3 separate regions of the Homo sapiens genome follow, and regions 2 and 3 are each linked to region 1. A link is a contact called in ENCODE Hi-C data. All regions are on one chromosome and are shown on one strand. The core of a region is the stretch at or near the end of the contact, and the rest is flanking DNA. Distances in the headings are between cores, read along the strand shown. Region 1 holds the start of SUCO (SUN domain containing ossification factor). Region 2 holds the start of RCSD1 (RCSD domain containing 1). Region 3 holds the start of DCAF6 (DDB1 and CUL4 associated factor 6).

The links. A loop is a pair of places that touch in the nucleus more often than their neighbours do. Pooled maps may share reads with other maps.
Region 2: a loop to region 1 is called in a map of naive thymus-derived CD4-positive, alpha-beta T cell, with 17 times the contacts of the local background. The contact joins the promoter of RCSD1 here to the promoter of SUCO in region 1. A Hi-C loop is called at or near these places in 1 of 168 maps with a recorded cell type or tissue (naive thymus-derived CD4-positive, alpha-beta T cell), 1 of 37 single-sample maps with no recorded cell type and 7 of 50 pooled maps.
Region 3: a map of CD8-positive, alpha-beta T cell shows a loop between it and region 1 (21-fold over the local background). The contact joins the promoter of DCAF6 here to the promoter of SUCO in region 1. A Hi-C loop is called at or near these places in 1 of 168 maps with a recorded cell type or tissue (CD8-positive, alpha-beta T cell), 2 of 37 single-sample maps with no recorded cell type and 14 of 50 pooled maps.

What each region holds. Positions count from the first base shown.
Region 1 is chr1:172,531,403-172,535,152 of GRCh38, forward strand. SUCO (SUN domain containing ossification factor) reads left to right here and starts at 1,748. Exons shown (of 24, transcript NM_014283.5): 1 at 1,748-2,095. The coding sequence starts at 2,034. RefSeq lists enhancers at 947-1,056, 1,117-1,366, 1,977-2,136 and a silencer at 1,687-1,856.
Region 2 is chr1:167,628,637-167,632,386 of GRCh38, forward strand. It overlaps RCSD1 (RCSD domain containing 1), which reads left to right and starts at 1,596. Exons shown (of 7, transcript NM_052862.4): 1 at 1,596-1,793. The coding sequence starts at 1,788. RefSeq lists silencers at 1,453-1,532, 1,553-1,772 and an enhancer at 2,313-2,382.
Region 3 is chr1:167,935,107-167,938,856 of GRCh38, forward strand. It overlaps DCAF6 (DDB1 and CUL4 associated factor 6), which reads left to right and starts at 1,577. Exons shown (of 22, transcript NM_001198956.2): 1 at 1,577-1,902. The coding sequence starts at 1,806. It overlaps MPC2 (mitochondrial pyruvate carrier 2), which reads right to left and starts at 1,966. Exons shown (of 6, transcript NM_001143674.4): 1 at 1,833-1,966; 2 at 627-792. The coding sequence starts at 735. RefSeq lists enhancers at 593-702, 1,153-1,462 and silencers at 873-1,042, 1,643-1,712, 1,743-1,982.

The sequences.
Region 1 (3,750 bases), core at 498-2,997:
TGTACTTGCATGTTTCAAAAAATCATTGCAGGGACTTGGTGGAAAATAAGTGGATGGGTTTGTGAGTTTGGGATGAGAGGGTTAGGAGATGTAACTTGATAACTTCCTAGATTTGAGATAAGCACGTATTCTAATATAACTTCTTTGGCTGTGATGCACTGAGGATCAGCTGAGGGATACCTCAGCTGTTTCCTATCCTGAATAAAAGTTCCTGGAGTAAGAGGAAAAGAGTGTCCAACATGGTAAAGAATGTCAATTTATCCCTACCCTTTCATTGCCCCTACTTTCTTTTAAACTTGCATATTAATCATTTGATACTGTTTTTGGGTGAGATAAATACTTGCTTCCCGCAATAGGTGACAGATGAAAGGATTTTATTGTCATATACTAAGAGTGGCATCAGCAGATAAGTGGAACTGTACCTAATTACTGCCAGAAAAGGCAGTTCAGGGTGAACTCCTTTAAAACAAAAATTATCACCCTTTGTATAATTTCTCTAACATCAAATTGACTTATATCCAAGAATCACAGAGCGGATCAAATCATTCAGTTCTTTGGGACTATAATTAACATCCAATTCAACTTAGAAGGTTCATAAGGAAATTCCGCGGCTCAAAATTAGGCGTTAGGTGGGCATTTTACTGAGGGTTTTTTCCCTACGGCCACATGAACAATAAGTAACCCGTCCTTTAAACATTTTTCACACTAAACATTATGCCATGTTCCAAGGCACAGACCATTGCAGCCTCCGTCCCCTCAGCGGCGTAAACACTTGGAATGGGCATGCTGCCCCGTTACTTAGTATTGAGAAGTGGTCACTTTTTGCTCTTCTTAGGTGAGTGTAAGCGACTGCCTTCCCCACTTTAGGTGAACCCCAGGACTTGGAGCGTCTGTGGGTGCTCCTCTAATGGGGACAACTCCTCCCTTCCGACTCCATCGCAGAGAACCCAAAGTTCGAAACCAACAGAACGAAAAGCAACGAAGCACACTTAAAGTGAGGAACCCGGCAAGCGGCGAAATTCTTGCTGAAGAGAAGAAAAAGCGAAAGGTTTTCCGCTGCAACCAATCAGATGAGAGGATTCTTGGCACGCCCCTTTCTATCTACCAATCAACATCTAGCTCAATGGGGCAGTCCATTGCCACAGGGAAAGGGCTTGGTGCAGCTTCCCTCACAACACACACGTCATTCTAGGCCATTCCACGAACTGTGCTCAAAAGAGGAAAACAGTGCAACAGTTCCAAAGCTGATCAGTCTCGTGGTGAGCAGCGAAACTATAGACTTCTCTAACAAAACCATGGATTCTAGGAGGGACTGGGAAAGAGAAAAACGAATTCTGGAAGGCAAACTACAACTCCCAAAGGCCCTTGCGCGGACTCAGCGCGCGAGGGACGAAGGGCGGTCCACTGTAAGGGGAAATGCTGAGGATCACTGGGCTCCTCCCGGCTTTCTGAACGCAAGCCAGCAAGTGGGCGGGACCTGGGGCGGGCGGAGCGGCGAGAGCATCTGCTCCTGCGCTTTGTGGTCTCCTGCCTCCGGCTTCTCCGCCTGCGACGTCGAAGGGGGCGTGGCCTGCGCAGAGGCTGGTGGGGGTGCGGGCGCCGCGGGACTTGGGTGACGCGTCCCTTTCCAGCTCAGCGGTGTGTGAGGTGTCGCGGCCCCGCCGGCGATTGGCTGTTGAGAGGCGAGTACGCGGCGGCCGTTGGTCGCTGGCCTCACGGAGCAAGGCCCCCGGCGGGCGGGGAGGATATGGGGCGGCAGTGGCGGCTGCAGGAGGCGGGCGTGGACGAGCCGGTGGCTGCAGCGGCGGCGGTCCCCGGAGTCCTGTGAAGCGCCCCTGTCCGCGCCTCTGTGGGGCCCTCAGAGAGGGCTGCCAGGACGCGAGCCACTGAGGAGCCGCTCAGCCAGCGCCATAGCCCTTAGGACTATCGGTCACATTCTCGCGCTCCTGCTCCGGCTCCTCCATCTTGGCCTCGGCAGTGGCGGCTGCCGGGAGGATGTGCCGCCTTCTGGCAGGGGGAAGAAGGAGGAGAAGATGAAGAAGCACCGGCGGGCCTTGGCCCTGGTCTCCTGCCTCTTTCTGTGCTCTCTGGTCTGGTGAGTAGCCGCGACGACAAGGGAGTTCCCGTGAGGGGAGTAAATGGGAGGGAGCAGCCCAGGTCACACCCCCTGGTCATTTTGGCTTTTAGGGTCCGGGTTTCCAAGGCCCCCGTGGAAGGGACAAACCGATTACTTCTCGACTCTCCATCTGACTGGTCTGGTAGTGCTCTGTGCGGAGATTTTCATGGTGTATTTTGGAATTTACAGAGACTCAGTGGGAGAGAGAGAGGTGCCAAGGTAGAGGGAACCACCAAGTGCCTTTGTACTCAGTTCCTCTACCCCTTGGAGACGGTGCAGGGTTTGGGGTGGGTGTTCAGATTGATGGTAAGTAAGTTGCTCCGATTTGCCGCCAGTCTTTGCGTTCTTAGTGTGGTAAGGGGATAAAGCACGTCGGATGTGATGCGTTCCGGACGTGCGATTTTAAAACGTGAGTGGTCATGAAGGTAAGAGTAATGTATAAGCAGTAGTTCTCCTGGACATTTCTCGCACAGCGTTTGATCCCAAGTACACTCGGGCCGCTGTTTTTGGAAACTTGGGGGGCGTGTGTGTATGTGTGTTATGAAGCACTTTTTCAATTGGTTTGGTGGAGAGGGTGTCTTAGATGTAGTGTGTGTAGTAGTTTTTGGTAATGCCCCTTAGTGACGGGAAGGTAAATGCTGTATTTTCAAGGCGGGAAGAGTGCTTTGTCCCTAAAGCACTCCTTAAGTTTTACGGAGTTTCTGTTAATCCCAGGCACTTCTGGAGTTTTTTGAGGAGCAGAGAAAGCTTGTAAGTCGAGGGACTGCTGTCACCGTACTTGGAAAAGCCATTCTTTCCTCCCAGGGAATTTCTTCAAAGATGTGTGACAATTGATGACTGAAAAGATGCTTCTTCAGTCTAGGCGATTTGCTGTTTGTTATATTAAAATAGAAATTAAGTTTCCTGTTTTGCTTATTTCTGCAAAGCACCAACACTATTTTCATTTTTATGGATGCCTTATGGATTCCAGAAGCACTGAAATTGTAGAGTTGTTGCTCACATAAAATAATACATAAACAAGGGGAAGAGAAAACACTCGCCTGGCTGAGGGATTTTTATTGGAAGAATGATAGAAGTTTTTGAGAACAAAAACAATTGACTTATTACCTTTCATTCTGAATCCTTTTAATACCCGTCTCCTGTTTTTAATAAAATCCTCCCCTTTCTACTTACTGTGTTGGGTACGGAGAAGTGCCTGTAAGAGATAAATCCACTCACCTCATTTTAAATTTAAATTTGTAGATACTGAAGCTTGTATTCATTTCCATCTCTTTCTGGGGCTGCCTAGTTATATTTGTAGACTGTGTATTTTCTTTCCTCTTTCTTCTTGGTCTTGCCCATCTTTAAACCATGTTATTCATCATCAAAAGTTTCTGAAATGGCTAATAAGGAAAAGGTGAACACTTTCATTCAAGTTTAAAAACACACCAGTATCTCTGGCTTTTTTTAATTTTTTAATTGGATGGTGTAAACGAAATCAAGCAATAGAATGTGATTCTTACAATCATTTGTAAATTTAAGTTAACTCTGCTTCTATTTCTTTTGGGAATTTCTGGCTATCTTTTGATTAAGCTAACCCTCAGTATGTTTTCTCACCTTCAATCATTAGCTCTAGTGAAGAGCTAATGAATTTC
Region 2 (3,750 bases), core at 346-2,845, 4.9 Mb before region 1:
AGGCTCTTATTCATCTGAAGCTTGTACATGGGGCTAAGCATGATAAAAACAGCCACTTTTTGCAGAGTGCCTACTACATTGTATAGGTGAGGAAAATGAGAATCAGAGCAGTTAAGTGACTTGTCTAAAAAATACAACTAGAAAGTAGCAGAGCTGGAATTCAGCCCTCAATCTGTCTGTTCCTAAAACCAGGCGTCTTCCTCTATGCTTAGCTAAGCTAAAGAACTAGAAGCCACTCTGGCATTAGGGCTGCCAGTGTTTTAGAAAGTTGGGCCTTAGAAAGTTCTAGGACAGGAAGGAGGCCATATTTCTAAGACTGGTACCCAAAGCAGCAATCTAAGTGCCTGAAAGTGCAAAGATGGTGCCGGGATAACCAGAATCAGGGTAGTCTTTGTAGCAGGAGCAGACTCTCAGCCTTTTTTCTCTACTGTTTCTCCACATGTCTCTTCACAGTGCTCACCATCACCTGTCCCATTGCCCACCTCTGATGGGGCTCCCCTCCCCTGGTTGAGCTGGGGTTGGGCGGGTGAGAATGCTGTGGGATAACCCAGAGGCGTCATATACCCAGCCAATACCCTGGCACTCACAGGTCTCTCAAGGCATTTTCCTGTTTCTCTCTGCCGAAGGGTCTGAAGGGGGCCGGGATCCGGGTAGCAGGGAGTGACCCTGGTGCAGATTCCAGTCCCCGAATCCCTCCCATGCGGTCTCTGCTGCCCAGCCGGGATGGCCCTAAAGGAAGGTTGCTATGCTGGGCCCTATGGGAATCAGATGTTGAGCATCTTGCCCTTTGCTATATTTAACAGGAATGGAGACGAGGCCCTTTAGCAAGCAGCTTGTGGGAGCCAAAATTCCCACAAAACCGAATGCATCAGTCAAAGCAAGGTTTGAAGAAAAGATTTACCACTTCAGGGAGCTTGGAAAACTTTGCGTGGATTCCTGATTTTCCTCCTCCTCCTCCTCCTTCTACTCGTATACAGAAGATAGATGGATAGATGGATAGATAGTGGTTTCCTGGAAGGTGGAGAGGAAAAGAGGTGAGAAGGGAAAGGTGGTCCCGTCGGCGCCACGCTGAGCTCTGAAGCCTCGGTCAGAAGGGCTCCTCTTTTGGTAGAACACAAACGCCTTCCACCAGGGAGGGTCCTCGAACTCCACCCAAGAACTGCAGGGAAACCAGGTATGACAGTAATGCAATTTTAAAAAGAGGGAGAGGAAGAAGGAAAGCAGGAAGGATGGACACAAAAGAAGGAAATCGAAAAGAGAGGAAACAAAAAGAATTAAAGGACCACTCTAATTCTTGAAGGGACAGGAAAAAGAAAGAAGGCGCATTAAGGGAGGGAGACGTTGAGAAGGACTGAGACCGTGGCAAAGCCCAGGGTCCTGAGAAACTTCGCGAGACAGAGGGGCCCGGTGGCTGCCCATCCCCATGTTTGGGCACATGGAGTCGTGGCTCCCGCTCTTGAGTCCTGCCCTGGGAGGGACAGTATCTGTTTAGATTTGCGTCTAAATTTAAACCCTGATCGTCGGCCTCCCTCCCCGCTCCCCACCCTCCCCTCCCCTCCCCTTCCTCCCTCCCTCCCTCCTCCTCCTTCCTCGTTCTCTCGCGCAGGGCCCCCGCGGCCGGGGCAGTCCCGCAGCCGAGCGCAGCCGGGCGCGCGCCACCGCCCACTCGCCCTGTGCCCGCCGCAGCCCGAAACTGGCCACGGCCGGGAGCGGAGGGGACAGCGGGGATCGTGAGCTCCGGCCCGGGCGAGCGGGTGCGTCTGCCGCAGAGTCGGCACCTGAAGGACATGGAGGTAAAGGACCCCGGAGGGAGACGCGGGGCTGAGCGGTGAGCGGTGTATCGGGCGCCCCTTCCCCGGGCGGCTGCCCCTGCCCTGAGCATGGAGCACGCGGCTCATCGCTGCTGCCAACTAGAAGGGCAAATGCCTGCTGTTCCGACGCCTCCTTGACCAACTCCGAAGGATCGTCCCTGGTCCCACCTAGGACACCCGGGTTGGGAGGCTGGGGTTGGTAAGGAAAGATCTCAGAGGGAGAGAAAAGGGCTTTCCTAGAGGCCCGGGTATTTTGGCTAGGAACTTAAATGCTAAAAAAAAAAAAAAAAAAAAAAAAAAAAAAAAGTTAGGTGCAGCCAAGGTTTGTAAATGGGTAAACGTGTCAGCAAAAACTGCAAGAAGGCAGAAGCCCTTCAATCTGAAGAGATGGGTATTGAAAGAGAAACAGAACTGGCAACACGAGGCCAGCACGTCTTCGTGGGTCTGTGGGCTTCCCTTTTCGCTTTCGGAGTGGCATTTTAGAGAGTCCAGTTGTCTTCTTGCTTCTGAAGTCCTTCCTGTGTCTGTCGCATCTTCTTCCATAACTTTCTGAAAGCTCCCCTTACTGGTCAGTCGAATGACATTATTTCTGATAAAACTTAAGACTCCCTTGGACACCCTTGCCTCTGAAGCTGTGTGTATGGAGGTATGCTGGCCACATCTGCAGGCTTTGCCAGAGGGAGGCCCCGCACTTCTCTGCCTGCTGAGAGGAGGTCCGGGGACTTTCCTTGTTCTGTTCCAACCTCAGCAGAGGAGTGGTTGGGTGTATTCCCCACATCCCTCTCTTCTGCACATCTTGAGGCTTCCCTGTGTTTCCTCCTTGAAAATGAGACCTGATATGTAGCCCTAAGTCAATCTTAGTAGGACCTGGGGCTTTTGAGAAGATGCAAATGTTATATAGTTTTAAAGGTGATTCCCACTCATATTCAAAAGGAAACATGTGTTGCTCACTAGACTGTGGTCAGTGCAATCAGGATTCACAGTTAACTCCGCTATCTCTTCCCCGCTCCAGGCTCTGTGCCTGGGCCCTGGTGGTCTTTTTATTTTTTTCTTTTGAGACAGGGTCTCATTCTGTTACCCAGGCTGGAGTGCAGTGGCACAATCTCAGCTCACTGCAACCTCTGCCTCCCAGGCTCAAAGGATCCTCCCACCTCAGCCTCCCAAGTGGCTGGGACTACCAGTGTGTACCACCATGCCTGGCTAGTTTTAAAATTTTTTGTAGAGACAAGTTCTCACTATATTACCCATGCTGGTCTTGAACTCCTGGGCTCAAGTGATCCTCTAAGCCTTGGCCTCCCAAAGTGCTGGATTTGCAGGCATGAGCCACACCACTCCTGGCCCTGGTTGTGTTTTCTAAGCTAGACTCTGTGCTTGCCGGCAAAGCTTCATGACTTCTCTAAAGGGGCAATAAGTTTGTCCTTTAGAGAAGTCAGGGAGCTATATTCAGGCATCCAGCCCAGCCAGTTGTCTTCAAGGAACAGGGAATCACCTTCAAGGAGACTTTATAGACTGCAAGAACCACTGGAGTCTAATATGGACCCTCCACAGAAACATTTGCAAGGCCAGGAAGCTCTGGCAGATTAGGGCTGGCGGTGAGGCACGCACACAGCGAAGCTCAGCAGGTGGTGTGCACACATCCACCCAAAGATCACACAAACACAAAACAACAGGGTTCTCTCTGAGCTGGCCACTGCTTCAGGGCAGAGGAGGGAAATGGCCCAGGCAACACCCAGCTTCTTGGGTTGGGTGAAGTCTCCTTAAGAAATTGTTTTAGAAGTGGCTTCCCTCTTCTGGAAGTGTACAAACTGCCTTAGGCCCCAGGCTGCAGATTCACTATGATGTATGGCCTGTCTAACCTCTTGAAGAAAAGGATTGGAGATAAGAGAAAAGCAACTCTTAGACTTCAAGCAGGTTGCTGCTGGAGGGCCAAATGCAAGTG
Region 3 (3,750 bases), core at 327-2,826, 4.6 Mb before region 1:
GAGAATGATATCCAGGTCTGTCCACACAAAAAGCTCTGGGTAGAGCTTGTTCAACAATTTCATAAATAAGGATAGACTTAAAAAAACACACTGGACCTATGGGATGAGAAATGACACTGACTCAAGCCTGGATGAAGTAAAGCATGCAGTTTGGGGGAGGGCTCAGTCTGCAGGCCTCTGCCAGCAGCAGCTGAAGAAAGTGACCTTTACTCCAAACCCTACAGTGCGACAAACCACCCATCCAGCTCTGCCTAGAGTGGGTTAATATGCCACAATTCGAAAAGAGAAAGAGAATGAGTGTTTCATGGTGGCCCCAGACAGTTTGGTGGCCGCAGAAGTTGAGAAGGCTCAAATCTGGAGATCAGGTTTGGGTTGGAGTCGTGCGTAAGGGAGCGGATGTCACATAGGTGGGGAAGGGAGCTGACTTGAGATACGTTGGCTTAGGAAGAGATGTTGCAGGAGAGAGGGTGAAATGCACAGGCTAGGAGAGTAGACGGCTTCACTTGAAGGGAAGGGATTGGGGCTGTGGATGCCTCTAGAGGCAGTTGTCAGAGGGCCTCTAAAAGGTCCATTTTAGAGGAAGCGAGAAGGAAGGTCTCGATAAGGAGCCATTCAGGGTCCATTACCTGCTGGATGGTTGTACAACGGCCTCAATTTCTCGGGCAGCATCAGCTCCACTTTATCGAGGAGCCGGTGGTAGGTGGCCCGCAGGCCTCGGGCACCGGCGGCCGACATCGCCGCCGAGGGATCGTTGGCAGCCGGGTGGGAGCGTGGCTGTGTTCTCGTCCCTGGCTGACAACGAAGGGGAGCTAGTCACTTTTCCTGCCACGACGACTCGCGTCCGCCTCTCGCCTGGAGTACCCTTCCCGCGGCTTTCCCTGCCCGCTGTGAACCGAAAAGCTGCGGCCCGCGCCCCGCGAAGGTTGAGGGGGCGGAGGCTGCCGACTGCCAGCCCCCGGTCCGCCTCCGGCCCCCGGCAGGAGAGAGGGAGGAGCCATGGCAACAGGTGCCAAAATAATCACCTCACCAAGTCTGCGCTGCGCCCTGCTGGCAGCGCGCTTGCGCAGGCCGAGCTGCCCGCCATGATTGGCCCGCCCCGAGGCGCGGGCGGGGTCGAGCGGAAACCTCCTCCTTCTCCCCATGCCCTCGAGGCCATGTTGGAGAAGGGAAAGTGAAGCTGCGCTGGTTCTACTGCCCTTTCACTTTGATTAAGCAGGCCCGTAGTTAAAATGGGTTTTTGGGCCTTCAGTGCCTAAAGATGATGCCGCACAATTCTCTTGCTTCTTTTCACTGGAGACTCGTGAGCGAGAGACTACAGAATTGAGTAGCTTCTCTCTCTACTCGTCTTTTATCCCTAGCGACTTAAGGATCTGGTTAGAGTGGCCCGAATGCATTCTTCCAGGGTGAGGGCAGCCGCAGCACACACCAGCCTCAGTCCCCAGGGTGGTCGTCATCTCGCGAGAAAGGGTTGGCGGGGAGGGTATCCAGGACGAGGAGAGGGAGGAGTCGCCATCGCCTCCGCCTCCGCCTCCTCCTGTTGGAGGGGGGCTGAGGGAGGAGACTGTTGCTGATCTTTGGATGTTCTGGTTAGTCTAAGAAGGAGAGTATGAGGCGAGCTCCGGCCCGGGTGCGGCCGGGCTTCAGGGGCCCAGGCGCCGCTGCTGCCACCGCCATCTAACGCTGCGCCCTGGAGGCCCGGCGCGCGGATGGTGCCGGTGCGGCTCGGGTGTTGAAACGGGTGTCCCCTCCCCCTCCTCCCCTCCCCCACGCGGTGGTCTCCCCTCCCACCCGGCTCAGGCAGAGCCATGTCTCGGGGTGGCTCCTACCCACACCTGTTGTGGGACGTGAGGAAAAGGTCCCTCGGGCTGGAGGACCCGTCCCGGCTGCGGAGTCGCTACCTGGGTGAGCGGGGGCCCCGGGGCGGAGGCGCTGAGGTCGCCGCCTAGAGTGGGGGAGGGGGCACGCTGCCGGGTCTGTTGGAGGTGGGACGGCGTCTCGGTGGGGGCGCCCGGAGACTCTGGGGTGTTGGGTGGGGCCTTGGTTGCCGAATTCCGTGCCGGTGCCTCCCCCAGTCAAGCCCCCTGTGCATGCTGCCAGCCGCCGCCCTTGCTGGGTTTTTCTCGGAGGGCCGGGCCGTGGGCAGAAGGTACTGGCTTGTAAAGGTGTTGGGGTCGCTGATGGGTTGGGACTCGGGAGACTTGCGGAACCTCCAGGAGCTGCCGCGTTTAGAGCAAAAGTTAGCTCTTTTGCTCTTTTCCAGCGCGCTTTCCCCGCTCAGCCGAAGAACCTAAGTTGTTGCCCACCCTCTCCTTCAATCTCCAGAGGGTTTAGGTGTCGGCTGCGACGCGTTGACCACCCTCAGGGACTTCACGCTCCAGACAGAATCCGTGTAAACTGTTTTTGCGGCGCTGAGCCAAAACCTAAAAGTGATAGCTGAGCTCTCCCCACCCCCGCGCGCTCTCCCAGTTCCACTCTGCTCTTCAGTTCGTTTTGACCGCTTAAAGGTGGTGTAGGGTTTCACGTTCCTCTTCCCACCCCTGGAAAACACACTTGGCATTTACAGTTTCGTAGTTAAGCTTTCTAAAAACAACCTTCAGTACTTGGGGGAACAGTATTCCACTTTTTTCGTTTTGCATAACATTTTTTTTTTGAGGATTCTAGGTCACGCCCGAGTCAACTAAAAAGTTTGGTTTCTTAAAAATGGACGTACTTAGTAAAGGTCTTTTTTGTTTCTTCCTGTATACTCTTCATTACTCTTTCTTTCTATTTGGAGATACGGCAAACAACATCATAAAATTTTTTTCTTTCCAGTTTTGCCACTTGCTAGTTAAAAAGTGTTTGTTGCTCTCATTTGTTTTTGATTTCAAGTAAAGAGAAGAAAATGAAATCTCATTACAACCAACAGTTCTGGTTTGTAAATTATTTAAGAAAAGTTAGCATGCAATTTTTTAATTCTTTTTAGTGTCTCAAGTAAAATACGAATACATTTTGTTTATAAAAACTCAATAAAAATGAAGCAAAAATCCCTTTGATCCCTCCCATTCAATTTCACTCCGCCACCCTTAGAAATAATATTTTCTGTTTTCTGAATATTCTTCCAGACCTTTTTGTTTGCATTCTTACAAGTACATATGTACATGTACAAATGCTGGGGTGTGTGTGTGTTTGTGTGTGTATGAGAGAGACACCTGAGTGCATGGTGTCATATTGTAAACATTGTTTTCACTTCTCCACATTTTGGAGATCTTTCCATGGCAGTAAAAATAGATTGATTCTGTCTTTTAAATTATTACATAGTAGGTAACATTATGAAGTACCATAGGGTACTCAACCTTTCTTCTTTAAGTAGACGTTCGCCCTTACAGCATTTTAATGAACATCATTCTACAAGCTTCTGTGCATTTGTTGTAGGATAAGTACCTAGAGTGGTGATTAATCATTTTAAAATTGAACATAGCTGGAGTCTGGTTTTTAAAACTATTTACCAAAAAAAGTGTGCAGTATTTCTTTTAGAATTTATTTGCGGAGAAAGAACTTAATTTTAGCTTAATAAAACAAACGTTAACATTGTTTTGCATGGATACATTTATAATTTGGTCCTTTATCTCAGTTGGACAGTTTAAGTACTTGTATATAGTTCTATATTTTAGTGTTTTCTTTTGGTTCAGTTACTTCAGCTATATCTACAAACGAGTTAATTAAAATATAACAAAACCATATACCTGCTTTTCCCCCTCCTACTCCAACTCC